Regions from separate parts of the Homo sapiens genome. Here region 1 is linked to region 2. A link is a contact called in ENCODE Hi-C or POLR2A ChIA-PET data. All regions are on one chromosome and are shown on one strand. Each heading gives the region's core, a stretch centred on a gene start or an enhancer-like site at or near the end of the contact. The rest is flanking DNA. Distances are from core to core; before and after follow the strand shown. Region 1 overlaps BIK (BCL2 interacting killer). Region 2 overlaps PACSIN2 (protein kinase C and casein kinase substrate in neurons 2).

Evidence for each region. A loop is a pair of places that touch in the nucleus more often than their neighbours do. ChIA-PET counts read pairs that join two places held with the same protein, here RNA polymerase II (POLR2A).
Region 1: a map of PC-9 shows a loop between it and region 2 (2.1-fold over the local background). The contact joins two enhancer-like sites. A Hi-C loop is called at or near these places in 1 of 168 maps with a recorded cell type or tissue (PC-9). POLR2A ChIA-PET finds 5 or more read pairs at or near these places in 2 of 52 experiments (H1 and activated CD4-positive, alpha-beta T cell).

What each region holds. Positions count from the first base shown.
Region 1 is chr22:43,126,232-43,128,931 of GRCh38, forward strand. It overlaps BIK (BCL2 interacting killer), which reads left to right. Exons shown (of 5, transcript NM_001197.5): 3 at 1,466-1,564; 4 at 2,265-2,394. Among named protein-coding and RNA genes, the nearest start is that of MCAT, 16 kb to the right of the region's middle. RefSeq lists an enhancer at 2,339-2,700. Within about 2 kb of position 1,425, at least 10 of the 41 ENCODE cell types and tissues checked have a DNase peak (open chromatin) inside an H3K27ac peak, as active enhancers do; they include PC-9, where a contact is called at or near this core.
Region 2 is chr22:42,993,956-42,996,655 of GRCh38, forward strand. All of the region lies in intron 1 of PACSIN2 (protein kinase C and casein kinase substrate in neurons 2), which reads right to left. Among named protein-coding and RNA genes, the nearest start is that of PACSIN2, 20 kb to the right of the region's middle. Within about 2 kb of position 1,301, at least 29 of the 41 ENCODE cell types and tissues checked have a DNase peak (open chromatin) inside an H3K27ac peak, as active enhancers do; they include PC-9, where a contact is called at or near this core.

The DNA of each region.
Region 1 (2,700 bases), core at 175-2,674, 130 kb after region 2:
CTGGAGTACAGTGGCATGATCTCTGCTCACCACAAGCTCCACCTCCCTGGTTTACGCCATTCTCCTGCCTCAGCCTCCTGAGTAGCTGGGACTACAGGCGCCTGCCACCACACCTGGCTAATTTTTTGTATTTTCAGTAGAGACAGGGTTTCATCATGTTAGCCAGGATGGTCTCGATCTCCTGACCTCGTGATCTGCCTGCCTCGGCCTCCCAAAAAGTGCTGGGATTACAGGCGTGAGCCACCACACCCGGCCAGGACTGGCACTTTCATTCTTCCCCTGGTACAGATGAGGAACGTGAAGGCCCAGGAGCAGCTGACCTCAGTAGTTTCTACCCTGAGCCTGGAAGAGAATGGTCAGGCCTGACCTGGGCTGTTGCTTTCTGCTGGGGAATCCTGTCTCTGATGTGGCACCTCCCACAGGCCAGGGACCAGCTCCATGTTCCACAGGATTCTTTTCTGCTCAGGATTTTTTTTTTCAGCCTCAGGATTTTTAGTCATTAAGGATTTTAGAACTGGAGGCACCTGTCCATTAATGGACAAGGTTGGAGGACATGAAGCCTGGGGCAGTATTTTCCTGAGGTTTCCCAGGGTAACAGAAGGTAGGACCACAGCCCCCAACCCTGATTGCCAGCCCACACCTGTACCCCTCCCACCCGCATCCCCTCCAAGTAGGGAGTGTAGGCCCAGGGCATTGGCAGGTCAGGTGGGTGGGGCCAGGGCCCAGGGCCGGCCTCAGCTCAGGGCCCCTAGGAGTCCCACTTCCCTGGGAGTTCCCCCGGTGTAGTCACTGGGATGGAATGCACACAGGTCCCTGGTAGAGGCCCAGACCAGCAAGCTGGGAGGGTGGGGAGTGTCTTAGTCTTTGTGTGGGAGTGAATGCGGGTGGGGTGTAGGATCAAGGATGTGGTTTAGTGGGGGGCCTACTAGGGGCTTCTTAGTCCCCCCATTTGGAGAGGGGTGGTGCCAGCAGGGCTGGTTTCAGGATTGGGACCAGGACACAGGTCTTAGAGCCCCCTCACCTCCCACAAAGGAAGGTAAGCTGCAACCCCTGTGGGAAGGGGGCTCAAGGGGGCTCAGCCATCCGGGGGACTCAGCACCACCAGACCTGTCCATTCCCCTTGGTCAGCCTCAGCCATCCGGGGGCTCAGCACCCCCAGACCTGCCTGTTCCCCTTGTCCACCATTTCCACCAAAGCCCACAGGTGGGCCTGCCCCAGGATTCTTTTTGAAATAGCTTGCACCTCTGGGGCCACCCACGGATGGGACCTCATGGGTATCTCTGAATCCAAGTGGGAGCCGGAGGAGGGATACAGGGAGGCCCACTCACTGCCTGCCCCAAATCTGACACCATCTCTTATCCTCTGGGCCACTCCCAGCTGCACACAATCCGTTGGCTGGGTGGGTCCAGGTGCATGTGGCCTCCACGGCACAGCCACACCCGACTCCTGTGTGTGCTCCCTGCAGTGACGCATTGGCCCTGCGGCTGGCCTGCATCGGGGACGAGATGGACGTGAGCCTCAGGGCCCCGCGCCTGGCCCAGCTCTCCGAGGTGGCCATGCACAGGTAGCCGGCCTATGCCCTATGCCTCTACACCTGGGGAGGGGCCCTGGGCGGTGGGTGGAGGCCCTGAACACAGCACAGGGCTGGGCCCTGAGGAAGCTCTGTGGGGGATGTGCCTTGACACTGGGGCTATACTGAAACCCTTGGCTGCTTCCCGCACCTCTCCTGGGAGCCCCCAGCTCCTGGCACTCGCCCCCTGCCACCTGTCCCTGGCATTCCTGGGCAACAAAGCAGAGCCCAGGGCCCTTTTCTCTCTCGCCGTCCTCATTGAGCCCAGATGGTACATTTCCACCGTGGTCTTAAGAGGGGGTGCTACGTGAGCTCGGATCCTAGATCCTGGGGGCTGGGCCTCTCAGCGAGTCTCCGGTGGGGGAATAGAGTGGGCAGTGGCTTGTGAGGGCCCTGTAGAATGGGGGTTTATTTTCCACGTGGCCAGCTCTGGAAGACAGGGCCAAACACCCGGTGGGCTGGCGGGCGGCTGGCTGGCGGAGGAAGCAGGAAGTTGGAATGAATTTGACCACAAACAGTCCATACCACGCGGCCCCTGCAGGTGGAGGCGCCCACGGAAAGGGCCCCGGGTGGCTGTGGGGTGGGAGGGCACAGGCCCCTGCTCCCCACAGCTGTGATGGTGTCATCTAAGTACAGGCTGCCCCTACCTGCTCCTGCAGTAATGGCTTTGTCCCCCCATCCTCTTTGTCTATAGCCTGGGTCTGGCTTTCATCTACGACCAGACTGAGGACATCAGGGATGTTCTTAGAAGTTTCATGGACGGTTTCACCACACTTAAGGAGAACATAATGAGGTTCTGGAGATCCCCGAACCCCGGGTCCTGGGTAAGAGCCTTGAGATCCCTGACCCTGACTTGCGCTGCGGCCAGTGGGGGCTGTCAGAGCCGCTCCTTGGGGCGCCACAGTCCCCACCACTCCGTATCATCATCTGTGTCACCTGTGTCCACATCTGCCTGATCCCATGGGCTTTTGGGTTTGAGATGCCTGGTTCTGAGTGCACAAACCAGTGCATGGTCCTGGGTCTCCCTCTGGTCCGAGAGCCTTCACCTGGCAGGCAGGACTCCCGTCTCCTGGCCAGGGCAGGGGCCTCCCTGAGCAGCCTTCCTGGTAGCCTGGTCCCATGGTGTCCAC
Region 2 (2,700 bases), core at 51-2,550:
GCCACAGTATCTGTGGTTTGCTGCTGGGACAAGTTCCATAAGTCAACATTAAAAACTCTTCAGTGGGATTCCTCCAGGCTAAAGTCCAGTGAGCTAAAGCCGAAATCAAATATGAGCTCTCAAGAAGACCACGATGTAGACTGGAATCCTTCTGATATTGCGCCAGAATGCTAACAAAAGCCAAGAGATGTCATCAGCAAAGCCCTAGAGGGAAACTTTGGGTAAAATGACAGTGCAGTGCGCTCCTGCTCAAGTGTGGCTGGTTTGGTGGTAAGAAGGGCTGAGCAGGGGGACAGGCCTGCTCTTAACCCCACCTCCCCATGCAACTGGGGCTCCAGGCATGGTCCCAAGCCCCATGTGTCAGATAGGGAGGGACAACCCCAAACACACCCAGAAAATAAGCATGAACTTTACCATTCAAGAAACCAGGCACACACATGAATCCAGAGCCGTGTCCTGCGCCACAAAGACCCTCGGGCGTGCTTATGGGGACACCCCAGCCTGCACACCCAAGCTCTGTCCACACATACCCTGCCCATGGCCACCATTCAGCCACCTTTGGCTGGAGGCACGTGCACACAGTGCACAGCCTACCCTCAGCAGGACACGCCAGGGAGGCGGCCCATGCAGGCCATGTAAGGGGTCTGGGGGTTACTGGGGCAGGGAATTCCAGGGTCTCTGTCCCTGTGCATGGCCTAAAGGGAGAGGCACAAGTTTTAGGGAGATACCACTTCTTGATACCTCAGATTCCTCACCCTATAGGGACAGTCACACTGGAAAAAGGGCCCCGGGCAGGGGTCCCACATGCCCCACCTACGGGAATGCTGACATATGAAAGGTCTGGGGGCTGCGGGGAGCACCCTAGCATATCCACACCTAGAGCCACAGCCTCGCAGCCAGCGAATGCAGCTGCCTCTTCCCTGGCCCAGAGATCCTTCTCTCTTGTCAGCAATCCCCATCCCACCCCAAGCCCCAGTCTCTGTCTCACTGGACTTTACACCAGGACTCCCGCAACTGTGCCTTGCCCGTTTAGACTGGAAATTCCATTTAGGCTGCCTCCTGGACTCCCTCTCAGGACCCTGCTTCCAACAATCACATAGTCAAAGGGGACAATGTCCCCCCTCCCCGCCTCGGGGCTGCTCCGGGCCCCAACTGCCAGGAAGCAAGACTGGACACTGCAACGTTTAACTCACATTGAGCTGAAGCAGCCGAGTTCTTCCTCTATAAAGTGAGCTGACTGCAGAGAAACTGCACCCTGGCATTCAGTCATGTTTCACAATAACTCCAGAGGAGGAGCTCTGCTTCTGACATGAAGTGTGGCAAGCCTTAGAAGGAAGCAGAGCTACAAAGTTATTCAATGCAAATATTTAAAGAACAGGCTGCTTTTGGTGCCAGGAGGACGGCAGCTTGCAAACCTCCAGTCACAATAAAGGTTCTGCTTGGTTGGGACTGAGTCAGGATGACAAATGTTGTTTCATTGCACCCTCCGTCCACTGAGGAGACAAGGTTTTTAAAGCAACTTTTCAGGAAGTTACTCTGTCCATTGGGCAGGACCTTAAAAGTCACAGCAAGAGAGCAAGTGTCTGGTGTGGAAAAACCAGAGTGTGTATACAACTACTCAGTCAAGAACTAAATGTGCATTTCCAATGTCATTCACGCGGCAATTATTTGGAAATAAGGATGGGATCATGCAATTTTGCCAACAGTAAATATACAGATTTGGTAACTTCAAGTGCCTATAATGTCCACCAGACAGAGGCCTTAAAGCACATTCCACCCATGTTTTCCTCCTTGAGAAAGGCAATTTGATTGTTAAAAGAAACAGTGGCCAGGCACAGTGACCCACACCTGTAATCCCAGCGCTCTGGGAAGCCGGGACAGGAGGATCACTTGAAGCCAGGAGTTCAAGACCAGCCTGGGCAACACAGTGAGACCTGCCCCCTTCCCCAGTCTCCAGAAAAATTTAAAAATTAGCCAGGTATTGGCTGGGCGTGGTGGCTCACGTCTGTAATCCCAGCACTTTGGGAGGCCGAAGTGGGCGGATCACAAGGTCAGGAGATCAAGACCATCCTGGCTAACACGGTGAAACCTCATTTCTACTAAAAATACAAAAAATTAGCTGGGCGTGGTGGTGGGCGCCTGTAGTCCCAGCTACTTGGGAGGCTGAGGTAGGAGAATGGCTTGAACCTGGGAAGCGGAGCTTGCAATGAGCCGAGATTGCACCACTGCACTCCAGGCTGGGCGACAGAGCGAGACTCCGTCTCAAAAAAAAAATAATAAAATTAGCCAGGTATGACACTGGACGCGGTGGCTCACGCCTGTAATCCTAGCACTTTGGGAGGCCAAGATGGGTGGATCACAAGGTCAGGAATTCAAGACCAGCCTGGCCAAGATGCTGAAACCCCATCACTACTAAAAATACAAAAATTAGCTGGGCATGGTGGCACACGCCCGTAATCCCAGCTACTGGGAAGGCTGAGGCAGGAGAATCGCCTGAACCCAGGCAGCAAAGGTTGCAGTGAGCCAAGATCGAGCCACTGCACTCCAGCCTGGGTGACAGAGCAAGACTCTGCCGCAAAAAAAAAAAAAAAAAAAAATTGGCCAGGTATGATGGTACACACTTGTAATTTGGGAGGGTGAGGTGAGAGGATCATTAAGCCCTGGAGTTGGAGGCTGCAGTGGGCCACAATCACACCACTA